2 separate regions of the Homo sapiens genome follow, and region 2 is linked to region 1. Evidence: chromatin loops called from intact Hi-C (ENCODE). Cell type or tissue: endothelial cell of umbilical vein. All regions are shown on one strand. Each heading gives the region's core, and the rest is flanking DNA. Links, peaks and the distances in the headings are about the cores only.

The links. A loop is a pair of places that touch in the nucleus more often than their neighbours do. Peaks named below come from ENCODE experiments on the same cell type or tissue, not always from the same donor. Only the 100,000 strongest peaks of a DNase experiment are listed, where the experiment ranks them.
Region 2: it touches region 1 in a loop (2.2-fold over the local background); 1 of 110 quality-filtered maps calls a loop at or near these places.

The regions. Positions count from the first base shown.
Region 1 is chr4:156,992,942-157,006,393 of GRCh38, reverse strand. No RefSeq gene overlaps it. Among named protein-coding and RNA genes, the nearest start is that of PDGFC, 28 kb to the right of the region's middle. RefSeq lists enhancers at 6,327-7,106, 7,107-7,887. In endothelial cell of umbilical vein, for the core only: no CTCF peak of the experiment used is centred there; a DNase peak (open chromatin) is centred at 7,043; H3K27ac peaks cover 1,810 bases.
Region 2 is chr4:157,111,708-157,119,707 of GRCh38, reverse strand. The region is part of intron 2 of GLRB (glycine receptor beta); the gene reads right to left. Among named protein-coding and RNA genes, the nearest start is that of GLRB, 40 kb to the right of the region's middle. In endothelial cell of umbilical vein, for the core only: no CTCF peak of the experiment used is centred there; a DNase peak (open chromatin) is centred at 3,567; H3K27ac peaks cover 1,369 bases.

The DNA of each region.
Region 1 (13,452 bases), core at 2,619-10,618:
ATTTTTAGAGACAAAAATGGAGCTGTAACTCCAGGTCAATCAGGCTCTGTATTTCTAGTAACATAGAATCAAATAACAGAAGCTTGAATAAGATATAGATATAGATATAGATATAGATATAGATATAGATATAGATATATATTTAAGTAAAACAGATCCAGAGATAAGCAAGTCAGAGTTAGCAATGGAAACTTCATGAAGTCCTTATAGACCTAAGTTCATTTTACTTTCTACTCTGCCTTCTCCAGACCCATGATCCAAAATGGTTGCTGGAGCTTGTCATAGCTATTCTATTTTGTATTTTTTTTGTATTTTTTTAATATTTAAATAACCATTTAAATATGAAATTAAAATAAAATTTAAATAAATAAAAATTTAAAATATGTTTTATTTTTTCTATTTATTTTGTATTTTATTTTTATTTTGTATTTTGTATTGTAAGGGAATATGTGTGTTTGTGTATGTGCATGTGTGCGTGTGTGTGTGTGTGTTTTGTGTACAACGTGTGTGTGTGTTTTTAAAGTCTATTTTCTTTGAATTACGTATTTTTAAGTATATTTTCTCTAAGTGTCACACAACCATTTTTACTACAGTTTATTGGGTAAAATTTAGGCACTCAGCCTTAACTAGCTACAAGAGAGGATGAGGCATGTCCTCAATTTTTCCTGGACTGCAATATGTCCATCTAGCAGTAAGGTTGTTAATACCAACGAAGTAAGGATAGTGCTAGCAGTCTCTGCCACAGCACATTTACTTTACCTTCTAAGAAGTGATTGCAATTTTTACTCTTCATTTCCAAGAATTTGTCTGGGTCCCAGTATTCATCCTCTCTCTTAGGTTTTTCCTATTTTCTGCTCCATTGCCTTAACCTAATTTCTTTTCATTTTCAGGGAGAATGTCTGGTGATTCTTTTGGATATCTGCCTTATTTCTGCTTTGGCTTCTTCCCAAGACTGTCACTCAAATCATAGTCCCAACTTGGCTCAGCCACTTAAGCCAACTGTCACCATTCATGTGACCCACATTCCCATTCCCAAATCCAGCTCAGTTATTTACAACGTGAGCCTCAACCTAACACTCTGGCTCCGTTTTTCTCCAGGAGAGATTATCCACTAACAGCCCAAGCTTTTACAATGAAGACAAGAACTCTAGAGGAAAGCCTTTTCTAAATGATACTAAAAGATAAGTTTTCATTTTCTAGACCAACTGCTCAGTGACTATATTATTTCATTTTTACTTCCTTTATTACCAAAAATGTATTGAATACTTACCATACACTGGGCTTTGATTAGCAGAGCGTTCTTTTTCTCTCATATTGACACATTTTTACAAAACACATTCTCAGGACTTAGCAGTAAAAGTGGGTTAATCGTAGATAACTTTTCTCCTCAACAGAACACTTTGCCACATAAAACAAGAGATCACTGTGTACTTTCACAATGCCCTCCCAGTCTAACATTTCAATATTTCAAGACAGTTATAGCACATTTCCTTATTTATCTCCCTAATTCTTTCAACTCCTAGGCTTCAGTTGTTGGCAGGTATACTTTGGCACTTTCCAGTGGATATTCTTATACACCTTCCAGCAGGAATGGCTTCAAAGATTTAGTCTATTTACTGTTACTGATTATGCAACACATCATTTCTGACAGCCGTAACACTACTTCCTGGAATTATGAGAACACATTGTACTTAACTGGCAATTGATAGAAAAAGTATGAAAACAATTTATCAAGGAAATAGTCTATGATAAATTAAAAATAATTTAAACTATGTCTTATGTTAAATACTATCAAAATATATTTCAATAATCTAGAGGATAGAGGGGCAGAGAACATTTTTTCAAAGAGTAACGTGATGTAATATAGGCTTTTAGTTTCAATGAGATCAAACTCCTGGCTATAAGGTCAAATTCCTGGCAAATCACCAAACATATGAATTTTAATATGAGTCCTGGGGATCAGAAGGTAAAGAGTGACATTATCTGATGGAAAGGGCTAATTTTATGATCCTAAAAATCTGAAAAGTTAATTCTGAATGTCTTAGTACGCTGTCATCCAATTTTTTTAAATTAGATAAAATATGAAAAATGTACTTTTTCTTCTAGAACCTTGAAAACACCTCTCCTTCCCCTTTTTTTCTTTATCATCAAGGTCCTTCAAACAATTATTTATGATTTTTTTCACCCACTTTGTTATCATTTCTTCATTTCACTTAAAATTTTCTGTATAGTATTACCACAAGTATTATTTAGGATAGGATATAATGCAGGAATAAATAAATTCCAAAACTCTATTGGATTCACACACACACACACACACACACACACACACACACACGAAGGAGTGTATTTCTTGCCTACAGGAAGTCAGCTGCAAGGCTCTCCAGGGCAGCTCCCTTCCAAATGAGTCAGAGATCTAGATTTATCCTGTGGCTCCAGAATCTCCATATATAGCCACCATAGTCTAAGTGGTTGAAAAAGAATGAGGAGGATCATGCAACAGATTTTCATTGCCTCCATCCAGAAGTGACACATGGAAGTAATTTCCACTCACAAGCTATTGTCATAACTAATCACATGGCTTTGCCTGTTTGAAAGAGGACTGGTAAGTACAGTGTTTCACAAATCCACAAAGAAGAGAATTGGCTATCAGGAAGCTTTAGTAATGTCTACCATAACCCTTCATGGAAACCACCCAGTTTATTTTTAAATAAAACAATATAGTATTTCCTAAAGCCTTACATTTCTGAATTTTATTACCATTTCTTTCTTGGATTTATTATTACTGTTTCAAAATTTGTATACACTCACAACTCCTTTTTAACCCTTAGCCAAGGTTGCAGACATCTTTTTAATAAAATGAAAGCATAACAAAAATTTATCTTAGGCTCTGTGGTCTGCACCTCAAAGAATTCACCTAGATTTTTTTTCTAGCTCCTTATTCCATACATACTAGCTGTGACTTTGTGTCTCTGTTTCCGGTGAAGACTGGAAACTGTCTACCTCCACACTCAGAAAGGGCACAGAGAACAGAAATCACACTTTATTGTCCACATTAACAGGAGTTTGCTATTACACTGTCTTCATTAGCATAATTTTACTTTCCCTGGAGACTGTTGCACAGGTAAATGATCTGCCTGTTAATTCCAAGAACTTTCTGAAAGACCTATCAACTTTTCAATGGAAAGCATCAATAATTTGAGCCCTAAGATTCTTTAATTTCCTCTCTTCAAAATCCTCATGTTGCTGTTTCCAGCAGTCTTTGACTGTTATATGTGATCATTATGCGATCCTAATCAAGTCCCTGCATTGGAAGATCCAACTTAAACCAAACTTCTCATTTTCAATAAATTATGACCTCACCTTCTCCTGCTTTGAGATACTGCCAAAGCTCTGTGGAGGTGGTATTCCTCCTTACAGAGTAAGCAATAAACTCAGCTTTGCCTTAGCAATGGACTGAGTTGGTAATATCTGGGGAGCCAAGACACTTGATTTCTTACCTGGTTTCTGCCTTTTTGCTTCACTAATTCAGACCAAACCTTTGTGTAGAATGTCTTCTTTTTTCATAATTTAAATTTTACTACTGACTCCATCTTTTATTATTATTATTATTATTGTTATTATTATCTTTGGCTCTGCATTTAATAGCCAAGAGTTGGTCTACTCCAGACTTTCCCATTCACAAATCTGGCTCCTCGAAACTTAATCTGAATTTACCTTCACAAATAACTGCTTTTCTAAGAGAACAGAGCAGAACATTTATTCGAAGTCATGAAACCATGTTTTTCCAGGTTACCCATAGTGGATTGAATTAGTGTCTACCAAAAATTGATGTATACCAAGAACCACAGAAGGTGATATTATTTGGAGACAGTTTTTGCAGATAGTGAAGAATCAAGAGGAACTCAAACTGGATTAGGGTGAGTCTTAAAAATCCGATGACTGGTGTCCTTATAAGAAGTGGATGCGCAGAGATACAGAAGAGAAACACAAAGAAGAAGGCCATGTGAAGATAGAGACAGAGATTGATGATGCTGCTACAAACCAAGGGAGCCAAAGATTGCAGGAGTCACCAACAGCTAGGAAGAGGCTAGTAAAGGTTCTTCCCTAGAGCTTTCAGAGGAAGCATGTCCCTGCTGACACCAGGACTTGGGATTTCTAGACTTCAGACCAGTTAGAGAATAAATTTATGTTGTTTTAGGCTACCAGTTATGGTAATTGGTTATAGCAGCCCTAGGAAGCTAATAGAGATTTTTACCTACATTGGAAAAGTTGGAATCATCTTTCATTATTTTCTCTCCCTTCTCTACTCCTATCCCTTCTTGCTCCATAGCCAAAAGAAAAAAAAATTGCTGTCAAGTCACATAAATTTTACTTTCTAGTGGTCTTCTTATCTAAGTCTCTGTGCTTTCCAATCTAACCTTCATAGCTATGTTAGATTAAATCACAGAATTGTTCTTATTATGTAAATAACATTTTTTAAAAATTCTAATAGTTATGTTTTAAGAATTAAATACAAATTAATTAACTTGACAATTAAGACCCTTGAATGACTGAGCAATATTTCCAGTTATTCTAATCTAGAATCCATACTTTTTGTTTCCTTCTCCTTGAGTACTCTGTATCTTGTTATAATTTGTGAAAATCCAATTTTCTCATTGAGTCGTTTCTGATTATTCTAACCTAACATATTAACTCATTTTTAAAAATCCAATAGCTTTTTTGCCTTTAAATGAGGTATGCTTTGTCTTTAATATATTTGTATGTATCTTCCCCTTGTTCTGTTCAACTAAAATATAATTTATCTACAAAAATCTGTATTTTTTACTTATTTTGTATGTTATGCATATAGCAGACTTATGAATTAAGTTGGTATTTTTTCAGTGAACTTGAATTTGTTAACTAATTTGAAACTGGTAAATCCAGAGACCATGAAATATTGAAAACTTGAAAGAGAAGATACAATTAGCAAACTATTGATCATTTAAGATATGCCACAGAAGGGCAAACTTTCAACACCTCCTCTTTTTTACATAAGACTAACCTCAGTGTTTATTGGCATATTATATTAAACCTTATAATACAAAGAAACTTTTTAAAGCTGTATGGCAATTTTACAACTATCAAGTATTGGGTTATATATTTATCATTATCCTGTGAATTTTAAAGACTAGTATCTAGAGCAAGGAAATGTAGGAAAGATACCTGTGCTTCAGTGGAGAACTTTGCATTATCTAGACTCCAGCCACTCTTCTGGTTATCTGACTCCTCCCACCACAATGAAAAACAAAAACAAGACAGCAGTTTTGTCTATAACTGTGCCTTCTTTTCAATATTTCTGTTCTATAAATCTATCTCTTCTTTAGATTTTTTTTGAAACAGTAAAAATGCCTGCCTGATGTCCTTATTGATTATATGAAATCTTTAACATGTATTCATTTTTATATCTACAGGAGTCATGATTTTACTCTTGTTTTGAAGTTAACTTTTAACAGAAGTGGTTTTCTGTTTCATTCTTTCTGGCATTATTAGAAATCCTGTCTACCATGATAGCATTGGGAGATATACCTAATGCTAGATGACGAGTTGGTGGGTGCAGCGCACCAGCATGGCACATGTATACATATGTAACTAACCTGCACAATGTGCACATGTACCCTAAAACTTTAATAAAAAAAAAGAAAAAAAAAGAAAATAACATTCTTAGATATTAAAAAAAAAAAAAAAGAAATCCTGTCTACCATACATACCATAAGTAGAATGTTGGAAAAACTGGAAAATAATAACAGAAGGGTCACCAAAATAGTAAGAAAACTTCAAAACCTGTCATACATTGAAAAATTGAAAAAATTTGAGGGAAATTTAGTTTAAAGAAGAATAGTCTAAATGGGAAATGACCATTGTTCTCAAAAAACCTATAGGGCTACCATATGGATAAGTGAGTTTTCCGATTCAATCTTTTATCTGACTTTCAAGAAACTCCGATACTAGACTCTGACACTTCCATGGAAGAGGCAATCACCAGTGACTTCACTCACCCCTAAACCCTAAGGAACACAAACTCCCAAGTACTTGGTCCTTGTGTTCAGAGAGAAGGTCTGAGTTTTCGCAGCTTAGCAAACTCAGGAAAAGTGAGCTTTATGACTGCAATTTTTGCTCTGATTTCCAAGTAACTCCAGTCCTAGACACTGACTCTTCCAGAAAGTCAAACCAAGCTCAGGTCAAGTTTTATGAGTTTTTAGATGATAAATTTGAAAAATTGTGTGAAATTCACATATAGGTAAATTTTGACTCGATGTAAATTCAAACTTTTCAACACTTAGAACTATACAGAAATGGTTTGGTCAGCTTTGTGATATAAGGATTTATTTGTCTCTAAGGGGTATTCAAGCCAAGTTGGAAAAAATCTTATTAAAGCTCTTTTACTATTGATTAAATTATTGCCTGTAGAATTGGACCAGATGCCCTATGGAGAATTTTAACCCAGAGTTACTAATTTCATGATTAAAGTACACCTTGGTTTTTGTATGTGCATTTAAGCTCTGGGATCACCAACACCATCCTAAATATGCTCTCCTAAAGTTACTGTAACTCACCTATTGTGAAGTACATGTTAAGGTGAGACTTCTCCCATAGTCTAGGAGTTTTGTCCCAGAATACAAAGCCGATGACAAGGCATGTTAAGAATCTTTGAAGTAGTTGATTTAAGATAGTCACTTGTAGAAAACGGGATGCTTTTCAGCTTTCCAGAAACATAAAAACGTATCCTCTCATCCAACTGGTTATTTGGTAAGCTGCAGAAATTTAGGTATTTTTAAACACAGGACAAAGTACTTAGTAGTTTCTGACCCTCTGGGTTCATATGAGAGTGATTGGTCGAGACCTTCATAATTGATTATTTCCTAGAAGAGTCTAGGATTGGAGTTGCTCAAAATTCAGAGCAAAGATTGCAGCTGCCAAGGGAGAGGCCAGACCTTAAAGAATTCTGTGGGCAAAAGAAGTGTAATGTTTCCTAAAGCCAGAAGCAATAGCTTGGAAAGTAGCCAGGTGTGAGTCATCAGAAAAGAACGCTACACTAACTCCTGCTCCTCTGTGAATACCACTGGGGCAAGAGTTGAGTGACAATTGTAAGGAAAATGTTAGCCAAAAAAATGCATTGCTTGGTTAGGAAACAGTATTGTGTTAGAGAAGGGGGAGGGTGAAGATGGAAATGTGGAATTCTCAAATCCAACATGAGAGAAACTTTATTTGGGCATTTGCCATGACAGAAGGCCCATATTCCATATTGCAAGAGCACCAGTCCCTTAAGAACTTGTCCTTTCACTCTCATTCCTCCACCCTTTCCTCATCCTAGGGCAGCCAGCTGCAGCATGATGAGAAAAGAAGGGGTTGTGGAGGGACAAGTTGGGGAACCTTGTCCCTCCAGTGAGGCAACCTACTTACTCCTAGGCTCAACTGCAGAATTCATGGCTGCATCTGAGCTGGGATGCATTGAGAGACTGGAATTATGACATTCAATTGGAGCAATGTTTTAATAACTAAAAATGAGATTGTGCCAATATCTGAAAGGCACTGGAAGGCTGTGGTCTTTGTCTAATATATTGGTCAGGCACAGGGGATAAGAGCCTAAAACACGGGTTTATAGAGCTGAGGTGAGGGAAAAAAAAGTTGTGTTAAGCTGGCACTCCACCAAGTACAGCTAATTTGATAAACCTGCTTCATTTGTCACAGCAAACTTTCCTGTCCAAACATAAGCTAACCTTTGCTGGTGACTCAGTAAGGTATGGATCTGGTGATAAAATGCCCAATTTTAGAATTTTTATTTCATATCATTCAGTGAACAAGTTCACAGATTTATACTGTTGGGGAAATTCTTCTTTGCATAACTTGGTAAGATATTGAAGCTTTTTTTGTTTTCCGCCTTTGGCTTTGAAATAGAAAATGCAATAGTACATTTTGGACATTAGTTATTTAAGAACATTAGTTTAATTCATATGTTGTTGTGTGTCTGGAGGATTTTTTTTTTCTCCTCAACTTCACATAGGACATCCCACTCTCTATCCACTCTCAGTGTGGACATACAAAGGGGTGGAAGGGAATATTCATATCATAAAAGGGTTATTTTTTAAAAAGTTAATTGGAGGTTGATAGAGTTTGAATATTCATCCCTACCAAAACTTATGTTAAATTGTAATCCTCATTGTTGGAGGTGGGGCCTGGTGGAAGTGTTTGTATCATGGGGATCATGGAGATCCCTCATAGCTTGGTGCTAGTCTCACAATACTAAGTGAGTTCTCACAAGATCTGGTTGTTTAAGTGTGTAGCACCCCCCACCTCACTCTTTCTCGTGCTCCTGCTTTCATCAAGCGACGTGCCTGCTCCCATTTTGCCTTCCACCATGAGTAAAAGCTCAGTAAGTCCCCCGCAAAAACCAAGTAGATGCCAGCACCATGACTGTACAGACCGTAGAAGCATGAGCCAATTAAGCCTCTTGCATTTATAAACTACCCAGCTTCAGGTACTTATAGCAATGGAAAAATGGCCTAATACAGAAAACTGGTTCCAGAAGAGTTGCTATAAAGATAACTGAAAATGGGGAAGCAGCTTTGGAACTGGATAAAAGACAGAGTTTGGAAGAGTTTAAAAGGCTCAGAAAAAGAGAGAAAAATGAGGGAAAGTTTGGAACTTCTTAGAGGCTTGTTAAATGGTTGTGACCAAAATGCTGATAGTGATAAGGACAGTGAAGTCCAGGCTGATAAGGTCTCAAATGGAAATGAGGAACTTATTGGTAACTACAGCAAAAGTAATGCATATTATGCCTTAGCAAAGAGTTTAGCTGCATTCAGTTCATACCCTAAGTATCTGTGGAAGTTTGAACTTCAGAGTGATGATTTAGTGTACCAAGCAGAAGAAATTTCTAAGCAGCAAGGTGTTCAAGATATGGCCTGGCTGCTTCTAACAACCTAACTCAGATGTGGGAGCAAAGAAATGACTAAAAGTTGGAATTTATATTCAAAATGATAGCAGAGTGTAAACATTTGGAAAATTTGAAGCCTGGCCATATGGCAGAGAAAGAAAAAGCTTTTTTGGGGAGAGAAATCCAAGCAGGCTGTGGAGCAACCACTTGCTAGAAAGATTTGCATAACTAATAAGGAACCAGGTGCTGATAGCCAAGACAATGGGAAAAAGGTCTCAAAGGCATTTCAGAGATCTCTGAGGCAGCCCCTCTCATCACAGGCCCTGAGGCCTAGGGGGACTGAATGGTTTTGTGGGCCAGGCCTACAGCCCTGCTGCCTTGCACAGCCTCAGGACACTGCTCTTGGCATCCAGGCTGCTCCAGATCCAGCTTTAGCTCAAAGGCACCCAGGTACAGCTCAGCCACTGTTTGCTGGAGGCCACAAGCTATAAGCCTTGGTTGTTTCCATGTGGTGTTAAGCCTGTGAGAGCACAGAGTACCAAAGTGAAGGAGGCTTGGCAGCCTCTGCCTAGATTTCAGAGGATGTATGAGAAACCCTGGGTGCCCAGGCAGAAGCCTGCTGTGAGGAGAAGAAGCACTCACAGAAAACCTTTACTAGAGAAGTGTGGAGGGGAAATGTGGGATTGGAGCCCCCACACAGGGTCCCCACTGGGGCAATGCCTAGTAGAGCTGTGGGAAAAAGGCCACCACCCTCCAGATCCCTGAATGTTAGAGCCACAAGCGGCTTGTAACTTCAGTGAGGAACAGCCAGAAGGGTGGAGCTGCCCAAGGCCTTGGGAGTGCACCCCTTGCTTCAGTGTGCCCTCAGTGTGGGACATGGAATCAGAGGAGATTGTTTTGGAGCCTTAAGATTTAATGACTGCCCTATTGTGTTTTGAACTTGTGTGGGTCCTGTACCCCCTTTCTTTTAGCCAATTTTTCCCTCTTAGAATGAGAATGTTTACCAGATGCCTGTACACCCACTGTATCTTGGGATTTGATTTTATAGATGCACAGGTGGAAGGAACTCCTTTGCAAATGAGACTTTGGACTTTGGACCTCAGGCTTTTGATTGAGTTGATGCTGAACTAAGATTTTGGGGGATTGTTGAGAAGGCATGATTATATTGTGCAATGTAAGGAGGACACAAGATTTAGTGGGCCAAGGGCAGAAAGATAGTTTGAATATATATCCCTGCCAAATCTCTAGTTGAATTGTAATCTCCAATGTTGGAGGAGAGGCCTGGTGGGAGGTGTTTGGGTCATGGGGGTGGATCCCTCTTGGCTTGGTGCTGTCCTCGCAATAGTGAGTGAGTTCTCACAAGATCTGGTTGTTTAAGTTTGTGGTAACTTCCCTGTCCCCGCAGCCAGCCTCCACCAACCCTCTTGCTCCTGCTTTCAGCATGTAATGAGCCTGTTCCTGCTTCACCATCCACCATGAGTTAAAGCTCCATGAGGCCACCCCAGAAGCCAAACAGATGATAGTGTCATGGTCCTAACTTGGCCTTCTCTGCCACTCTGGGAGAATGGGGCAGTGGGATCAAGAAAGGGATGGCCAAAGGCCAGGAAAGCCGCTATGAGGGATTCAGAGGACTGTGGGGATGGGTGGGAAAAAAGATTGAAAAAGGGAGGGTCAGAGAAGGAATTGCTACAAGTTTCACCCCTAGAAGGAAGTCCCCATGTCTGGAAACTGAGGTAGCGACAATATGGAAAGAAATTGGAGCCACCCAAAAATCTTTAGCTCCCTTTGTACTCTGTGTGGGACAAAGTATCCCTCTGCTTTCCTTCTTGGCCTGACTCTAATTCTGTCCTCACCCTGCAACTGGAGTATCTTCCTAAAACATTGTTTGAATCAAGTCATTCTTCCTATTTTTCCTTGCCCCTAGGTCAAAGTCCCAACTCTAGACCAGGCTTGCAAACCCTATTTACCTCTCTAGCCTTAGTGTTGACCTCTCCCGTTCCTTAGTCCTTAAGAGCCAGATAAAATTGCATATCTTTGTTTCAATCCCCTTAGTAAGCCATGCTCCTTTTTGCCTTCAGGTCTGAACATATGATATTTTTTTCTTATTAGAATGTTCTCAGTATATGTATATTCTATAAATTCCAGCTATCTCTGCTTAGAAATACTTCTGTCTAGAAAAGCCATCCCTGCTGCCCAATCTGGGTTAAGCTTCCTATCTAATATTATTCAGATGCCTATACTTTTTCTTTCATAGTACTTGGCAACTTGTGCTAGAATAGCTTACACACACACCTGCCTCTTCCACCTGAAGCCGGCTCTGCACTTTCGGGGAGCTCTTCTTCACTAGTTGATCCTTAGTACCTAGCATTTACCTGGCACCCATTATATACTCAACAAACTGTAGTGAATGGTTGAATATTAGGTTTAGTAGAGAACACTAGATCGTTGAAACAAAAATAAAATTTGAGGTTCTTACCTCTGATAACAGAAACAAACCCTGTGTTGATTTTCTAATACCTCTTCTACAATTCTAGAGTTGATCTCAATCTCCATTTGATCAAATTAGTACAAGGACCTTTATCTGTGTTTCTGCGGTTTTCATATTTATTTTTTACAGAACTTCTACATTTTATTATAAATATTTAGTTATGAATCTGATCCCTCATTAGACATTCAACTGTTAAGAAACTAAACATATATTTCTTTATTTTTGTATTGGGTTACCCACATAGTAGGTATTCAATTAAGTGCTTGCCCATGTTTAAAGAGTACACTTACAAAAAAAATCCTTTCAGAAAAATAATTCCTCTAGAGGCTAACCTACATCATTACCTGTTTTTTTTTAATAAAACTCTTAAGTTATAAACCACAGTTCAGCAAAATATTTAAAGTGAGAACTAAATTTTGGTTTGTTAACCTTATTATGTGATATTAACAATAAAACACTGTCTTTTTATGCCTTTATATTGATGAGAAGGGAAAGATGTAAAAAATGAATTATTAATACCTTTAAAATATTAATTCACTTTATTCTAATACTTTTGATCTCTTAATGTATGACTTATAAGAAATAATAATTCCTTAATTAACACCTAAAAGGAAAGCATTTTCAGGCTTTTGTAGGTATATTAGCATATGTTTTTATCAAAAATTAAATAATATTGTTGTTTTTCTTACAATGCCCTGCAACTGGTAACAGGGAACATAATGGCTCACTGATACACATTTCTTATTTGAAATTTATTAGATTCTGGATGTACTCACTTGACTGAATGCCATGAGCGTTCAAGAAAACATTTATTAATCCTCTTCCATTCATCTGAGTAGGGCCTAACTTGTTGAAAAATACTTGTTATTTAATCAAAAACGTTCTTAGCAGTTTTTATATTGGCTTCATGGGACAAAGGGAGTAATAAAACATGAGTGACTTCAATTTGCATAATTGTTACATGTTGTACTTTCAAGAATTGCTTTTCTAATAGTTTCAAGATATAACAATAATTTATTGTTTTTTTTGCTTGTTTTGTTTTTGTTTGTTTTATATTTTTTGAGACGTCTTGCTCTGCCACCCAGGCTGGAGTGCAGTGGCATAACTCGGCTCACTGCAATCTCTGCCTCTCAGGTTCAAGCAATCCTCTTGCCTTGGCCTCCCGACCAGCTGGGATTATAGGCATGCAAGCCACCATGCCCGGCTAATTTTTATATTTTAGTAGAGATGGAGTTTTAACATGTTGGCCAGGCTGGTCTTGAACTCCTGACCTCCCAAAGTGATCCTCCCACCTCAGCCTCCCAAAGTGCTGGGATTACAGGTGTGAGCCATTGTACCCGGCCAATAATTTATGTTTTAATCTATGCTTTCACCACAACTATGTCCACAAATTAATATAGCTAATTTTGTTCTTAACAAATATCTATTCAAAAGTACTTTGTTATACTCAAAAGGGTCTTTTGGATATCAGTCCTTATACCAATAGGGCTGACATTACTCAAAATATGTTTGGGGGCTTCTGTATTTTAAAGTATATTTTTCTTGTGTTTTATGATCACATGTATATGCATTTATTCATTTAGCAAATATTTAATGAATATCTGCCATATGCCTGACTTTGGGATACAACTTCTTTCTCAAGTACCTGGGGAGTGGGGTGGGTGGTAAAGACATGTAAATAGATACTTATACCACAGTGTGGTCAATGAAATGATGGAGATGTTCACAAACTCTTCTGGGATCACATAGGAAGAGTCATCCAACTCAGCATGGGGATTTCCAGAAAGTTTCCAGAGAGAGAGACGATGGCTAAGCTATGACACTAGCCAGGGAGGAGAAATATGTACATGGACATTAGCCAGGGAGGAGAAAATTATAAATAAAAGTATGAAGACAAGAAAGCACATGATATATGGCAGGAAACACGTGCAGTTTGATATTACTGAACCTAAAGGCAAAGCTGCAATGTGGAGAGATGAAGGAAAAGAGAGAGCCAAATAGATTATTAAATCATGCCACATTATTTTGTAGTGATGGAGGGCAGTTG
Region 2 (8,000 bases), core at 1-8,000, 120 kb before region 1:
ATTCTAACTGGTGTGAGATGGTATCTCATTGTGGTTTTCAAATAGAAATAGAGACTAGTAAATATTGTTAAAAACCCAAAAGACATTGTTATTAAAAATATATATATTTTAACAATTAACTTTACTAAATGTATGAAACATTGCTCTAAATACTCCATGTTACTTTCTATAAAGTAAAATTAAGCAGACAGGTTACTTGTTCTGAAGCAACCTGCCATTGAAATCTAGGCAAGTACAAAGGGAGTGCACACAATGAGAAAAAAACAACAAAGAACATTTTTTGAACAATGTGTAATATTAGCCTGCCAACACAAAAACAATCTGACCAGAGAGATGGTCTAAGAATTCATAAGGCAATCATGCTGATGTTCATAAAATGATATTCCCCAAGAAATACAGTGAACATTTTCCTCACTCAGTAAAATATGGCAGCTTGGGAGGCAGAAGGGAATTGGTAAAATACTTTTCACTATTATCAGATAAATGAAACAAGTAAAATACTCTATACTATAAGAGATAACTACCTATTGCTTTTCTATATATATTTGTCATGAACTCTTTATTAAGAAGAGGAAAATCTGCATTGTTTTGCTATTTTAATTAACTTTGAATAATGATAAGTGACAAAATTGGTGGTTGCTTAAGAGCCCTTTTTTAGAAAGGCACTTTCTTGGAAGCCAAGGAAAATGTTTTGTTGTTTTTGTTTGAGTTTGGTTTATTTTACCCCTCATAAAGTCTTATGCATAATAATTTTTCCCATTACCTACACACACACACAAAATCCATGACAATCACAAGGAAGAGCAAAACTCTACTTGAAGCACCTAGCACAGCCTTTTCTGTGTTGATATGGTAAAAAGTCTCAGTTTCATAAATTATATTAATTTATATGAAGGAAACTTAGATGCAACAGGCTTGGCTTTGTATTGAAATCAAAAGTCTTTATCTATTAGGCATTTCTGAGTTTATTTTCATACAATCTGCCGATAAGAGGCAACCATTGTAGGTGAGATATAACAGAAAAAAATGTATGACATAATTTAATAATACTATGAATTGATATAGACAACCCTTTCAAATAGAAATTCAGTCAGAGTGCAAAGCATTTTAAAAGATGAAAATCAATCAGTTAGACCTCCCAAAAGTGCATAGATCATACGGATTTTTAAAAATTGCTTCTTGTGGCTTTATTGGCTCCAATATCACAGCTTCATAAACTTGAGGGCTGGTAATTAGATTTTCCAATTAATTGCAGGTAAAACTATAACTTCCTTACAGCCAGTTGTCATCCTTTAACAAAAGATGGAAAACTCTAAAGAGAATGAGCGCACGTGGGAAAATTGGATATTAGGATGCAAATTAGCGTTCAAACCTATCTACAAGTTTTCTCATTCAAAGGAAGTAAAAGAATTGATTGATTACAAAATACACTTGTATTGGATCAATTCAGGACTGCTGTTATTGTGTCTCTTCATATAAAATCTTTTACAAGTACATTCCTTCTAAACAATGAAAAGACAACATGAAGACAATTAACACTAAATTTTGTAGTTTAGAACTTTCCAGCTGATTTTTCTGCTTCTAGCTGTAGGCTGTGTCAGTCAAACTCATTTTTAGCCCTTTATCTCACTACCAAATTTTGTCCTTCTTCCACAGAATCAGTCTCTCTTCCTGGAATATTGTAACTTCCATTCTTTATTGTACTAATCTAAACCAAACCTGTCCTTTTAAACCTCATCTTCTTTGTAAAATCTTGCATCAACCATGCAACCTTACTCTAATAAACATGAACTAATAAATATATTGTTTGGCAATGATTTTGTAGCTTTTCTTTTCTTATCTACGAGTATATTACCAACTAGACAAAATGAAAACAGTATGATTATTGAGGGATTCATGGCTTCTATATATCTGTAGTTCCCTACTGTTTTTATAGTATTAAATACACATTGGTTCAAGTACTTCCAATCTGCCATCTCTTCTAGGTATATTTCAGCCTCATGTTGCCTGTGCTGTAAGGGGTAAGCAGTTCCACTCGTTATTTCCAGAGGAAGAAGAACATTTTGTCCTGTGGCACTCTCTTAGGAGTAATGACTTCCCCCACCCTCAGAATCTTCCCAGCATTGACCATTGCTGAACTACTAGCAAGGAGGAAGAAACATTCATGATTGGCTCAGATCAATAGTCTGGTGCGGAATGAATATTGGAGAATCAACCATTATGTCCATCACATTCTTTCATTTGATAGTCATGTTCACGTGATTAAACAGAAGAGATATTAGCCACACAGAAAGCTGTTATTTTGAGGGAGATAATGGTAGAAAAACATTGGTAGAAGAGTAAGAGGTAAGTAAATGAACCTGTAGAGTACATGGTGTATGAAGAAACTAAGACAGCAGGGTTAAGAGATTTTTCTAAGGTGGTAGAGCCAAGAATGAAACCTGCTCCATGGTAAGCCTGCCATAGTGTAAGTGAAATATTATCTATCTTCTTATTACCATCCATACACATATTGCTTTAGGGCATATGTATTTTACCTTGAGTTCTATTCATTTTACTAAGCATTGTTAAAAATCATTAGTACTGAAAATATAAATTGGCCCTTTCTATCAGTTCACTCTTCTACCATCTCCAAATGTTTTTCAACTCTCCACTGTTAAAAACAAATTTTTGTTCGTTAGCAACAAAAACTCAACATTGTTTGACAAAAATCTTTTGAAAATCAAACAAGCAAACAAACAACAACAAAAAAACAACCCAGGGAATATACCAAATATCATATGGCCCCTTTTCTTCTATTCTTATTTGTGTCAATATATATTTTCATGTCTCAGCTGCAGGTAACTTGGCATAAATGTTTAATCAACAATTCACATTTATTTGTATTAGAAATACAGAGATGTTTTAAAATTTAAATAAAATTCCATGTAGTTTATATTCATATGCATGAACTCAGGGTTTTTCCCACCTAAAAAAAGTTAAAATCATATTTTTTAGCTTATCAATACTAAAATAACATTAAAATTATCTCTACAGACTAAAATATAAGAGATTAAATGGATACAGTCACTTTGTTTTAAAGAGTTAAAACAATTTGCATGTAACATATTTTCCCTTGTCTGTATGTTACTATATATCTCCTTATAATTTAGAAAGTAAGTTAGTATTACTTAACACAAAATAAACATGAAAAAGGAGAGTTAAGTGATTTAAATTAGATCACACACTTAATGCCTGCTTTGTTATTAAAGTCTTCATATTCTGAATCTCAGTCCAATGTTTTATGCATTTGACTATGCTATTTTGTTTTATTTTAAGAAATCTATCAACAATTCCAATATATTAAAAAGCAGGATTTATTTCTTGGAAATATGACATTAATTTAAGAAAATAACTTATTCTACTTGGGCAAAGTGATCAAATGACTAGAGAAAATAGAGTTTTATATCAAAAGCCTTTTACAACCAGTCATCTTTTGTTCACTTGCCTAAACTTGAACCAATGTCATTACTAATATGTAAAGTTATGCAAGGAATGTGTCAGACTGTATAGCTGTATGATGTAATATTTTCCAGCACTAAAGGAAAAATCCAGAAATTTATTTCCAAAGGAGGAAGCTCAGTTTTCTATTAACTGTAGAACATTCTTTTTTTTTACATGACCCTTCAGTGACCACAGTGCACAGTTTCATTTCAAAACAGGTGTGGATGAGTATATTGTATTAATCTTCTTGCTAAAACTAGAAATCTGAGTCTAAAGGAATTGTTTTATTTCTCCATAGAGCAATAAATGCAATGACAATTGTCAGAGGCCGTCTCAGACCTGAATGTAGTAAGTGTGGGGCTGCGCAGCTTTCAGCTGGACATGAACTTAACCAAATACAAAGCCACAGACACAAGGGTAGAATGAGGATGTAATATGTGTTGGTTGTATCATTTCTCATGCTCTAAGGCAGTGATTCTTTGCCTCTTTGTTAGATAACAGATGTCTCTGAAAATCTGATAAAAACTCTACACTTCCCCAAAAAGGGTATACAAAATTTGTGTTTCTGAGGGTTCCTGGACGAGTAGACCACAAGTTAAGAAATTCTTCATGGAAACAGATCAATCATCCTCCCTTCTACAGCAAGCAATTCTGACTCTGTGGGATGTTTTGATTACTGTTAATTCTGCTTTTCAGACACAGCAAGATACAAGAAAACATAAGGTATTATTGTTGGTGGAGGTTTTAGATGGAAGATTCCCTTTCTGAATACTACACTAAAAGGACTCAGAAAGGAATTATATCAAAGAAAACAATATAACTATAAATAGTGGCAACCGTGATGTTATTAGTCATTATTTTAAAGCTGGTAACCTCATATAAAGTGAAATGAGAAGACAATTTTTTTTTAAAGAGCAGGTATCTTACAGTAACAGAAATTAAAGAAGTGTTCAGGAAAAAAAAAAAAAAAAAACACCATAATGGAAATATGTCAATGGAAGGACACCGGAACAAACTGAGAGGGTTCCCAATGGCCAAAGCTGCAATGATTTGAGCAACAAAATAAAGTAGTATTGTATTATAGTACAAAATAAAAATTCCAGAGTCCATACAGATAAAAATAAGAATTGAATAAATGGGGAAATATAGACAAATCACTCATGAAGAATTCCAAATAATTGGTGTAGATCTTCTGCTTTCTAATTGGTGGAAAATAACTCCCCACTCCTTAGTGTGAGCTGTGCATAGTGACTCCCTTCCAAAGAGTTCAGTCTGCAAAGGGGGGTGCGGAAAGAGTAACTTTATGGCAGAGAAACTCCACGGGCACTCTCCTCAGCAGGTGATCAAGTTAACCTCAACCGTGATAAGTCATGTTGATAATATGGACCCTTGATATGATGTGATAAGAATCACATTTTAACCCGCGGGTCTTCCTCTCAAAAACCACATAACCTAGTCTAGTCATGGGAAACACATCCGATAAATCCCATCTGAAGGACATCCACAAAATATTTGACAGATACTTTACTAAACTCTCACAGTCATCAAAAGTAAGTAATGTGTGAGTGACTGTCACGGCCAAGAGAAGCACAAGAAGGCATGACAACTATGTAACATAGTATCCTGGAAGGGATCCTGTGACAGAAAACGACTTAAGGTAAAGACCAAAGAGGTCTGAATAAAGAATGGCCTTGACTTATTAATATTCTATTAATATTAGCTCTTTAATTGTAAAAAATAAATAAAAGCACCATACTAAAGAAAAATAAAAATAGAGAAAATTAGGTGCAGGGTATTTGGGAACTCTCTGTACTACCTTGGAAATTTTTCTATAACTCTATAAAGCTATTCTAAAATAAAATGTTTATTTGAAAAAAAAAAAAGAAAGAGAGAGAGAGACCAGGAAAGACACTGAGTCAGGAGAGCCAATTGCACTCTCTCCTTCCAAAATCCACAGCCTTAACTGGAAGCAAACTATGTATATAATAATCACATGGAAGTGAAACCTTGATCACATGTTAAGGCTGGGGCTTATGAAAAAAACACTGCTACTGGTCTGTAAATATAAAGGTATTAAAAGTTCAGCATTACATTTCCATCTGTATGCAATAATTTTTAGATAATCAGATAAATAGACATACAAAGACAGACAAATACTTCATGTATTCAGCTAATAAGTTAAATTGGTGGTTATTCATGAATACATATAACTGTGTAATTATTGTGGAGTATTTTTTATTTTTGTATTTTCCTACTTATCCTATAATTTACTATCACTTCTCTTGACAGCTTCTGGATTTATTTTCCATTCTGTTTTCACAGATTAAACTGTAAACAGTTTTATGAATGCAGACAGTGAGTGATACCTTTTACATGATTAGTTTAGTTTAAACTTATTTGAAAAGAATGTGTTTATGAGTGTGTGTATGTGTGTGGCAAAGTCTGTCATGTTATTATGGGCCAAGAGTCATAATTAAGAAGAGTGTTCCACAACATTCATGTTATTTATCCCCTCACCTGGGTTTCAGGAACTGTTGTAGCCTGTGGAAACATTTTCAAATCTTCTCTAGCTCCAATTATACAATTACATCATCCATGGCTCAAAGAAAAAATATTTTGCATAAAGTAGAAGCAACTATCTGGAGAGATACTAGATTTTTAATACCAGCAATTTGCAAATCTCATTGAAGGCTATCTGTTGGTCACTTTTAACTTCATATCTCATGTGAGATTACTCATTCTATGACAACCATGTAGAAGTATCTTCTATTTATACCGTATATTGCTCAACTGTAAAACATTATACATTCTCACTAATTCTAATGGGTTTGCTAATGATCTCCAAACCTCTTTGACATAAAGAGTTAAACCTCAATCCAAACACAATGTTTACTGTGCCATTACTTTCCATACTCTACAGAATAGAATTACATCCTGGCCCAGCAAGTACAAATCCATAGTTACGACTTCTAACTCTGCAACCAACTGCGATGATACTTAGCTTTTCTCAATTTTCCATATACAGCAAAAACTTAAAATATTTCCCTCCTGGCCCAACGAAAATATCTATATGAAAAATTACACACACACACATATACACACACACTAAATTTGAGTAAAATGTGGGTATAATTGAAAAACACTTCTCTGAGAGTCAAGAGACTAGTGTTCTAACCCTCAGATGGACTGTAAGCTTCCCACATGATATTGGGCCAAGCACTTACCCTCTGTGAGCTTCAGTATACTCACCTTTAAACCAAAGGTTAAATTAGGTGAGGTCTCAGAGCTCATTCATTTGACAATCTGATTCTACCTATGGTGGATGCTGCAGTGCCCCACCATCAAGGTCACCCCTCCAGGAATGAGCTTGCTCCTGGGAATGTTGGCTGCCTACAGTTCAGAGCTGAGTGTCTTCTGGAATAGCCTTTGGCTGAAGTAAGGTGTCTTGTCCTAGAGGCAGCCCATACCCAGTGACTTTGATAGGGGTATATGAAGGTGGCTGGGTCCCTTTCTACTAATTAAGACAACCCTGAAGGGCCATCCCATCTTCAGAGTTCCCAATGGCATGGACTGATCACTCAGTTGCAACCCCACTGTTCCTGTGTTTAAGCCTGCGTTACTCCCTCTTAAGACATGTTCCCAAAAGTAATCCCTTTTTTCATGCAAATTTTCATCTCAATGTCTCTGTCTCTAAGAGAATTCAACCTACAACATCAACTAAATACTAAGTTTCCTTAAGGAGCTTTACCAGTTATGCAACCACCAATATGCTAAATTTCTCTCTCACTTTAGTCATTCCTTAATTCATTTAACAGTTTCAGAGAATTTCCTATGTGCCATGCACTTGCTATGTACAGGTTATGCACTTGAGAATCAAACATACATGATCTTTATTCTGATATAAAAAAAATGGTATTTAAAGCTGTGAGTTTAGATAAATTTGTTTATGGATTCTCAAGGTTGGAAACAGATTGGATTCAGCTGAGGAATTCTAGAAATTACTGATACCTCATCCCATCACCCATATCTAGATTTAATTAGTTTTGGATGTGGCCCGGGCATCAGGGTTTTTAAAAAGCTCTTCAGATGATTTTAATTATCAGAAGAATCACTTGTTTGAAAAGAGAGTTTATGGTTAAAAAAAAAAAGACATGGAATTGAAATGTGAGGAATTGCAATATTTAATAAGCAGATAGGAAAAGATAAGCCAATAATTCAAAGAATAAATAGCCCAGGAAGAAGGGGTAAATCCAGCAGTGTGTGGCACCAACAGAACTCAAGGAAAAAAAAGAATATTTCATGAAAGAGTTGGCTAACAGGGCCAAAAGTTGCTGAGAGGTTGAGATGAGGACTGAAAGCTTTCCATGGGATTCAGCAAAAGAAAGAACTTTTTTTCAGTTGAGAAAGAGGCTAGATTGGAGTGGATAGTATAGTAAGTAGTAGGTGAAGAAATGAATGAGGGACTGCATATGACTCTATTGAAAAGTCTGTTTCCCTAAGAGTGATGTCAGCAAGAT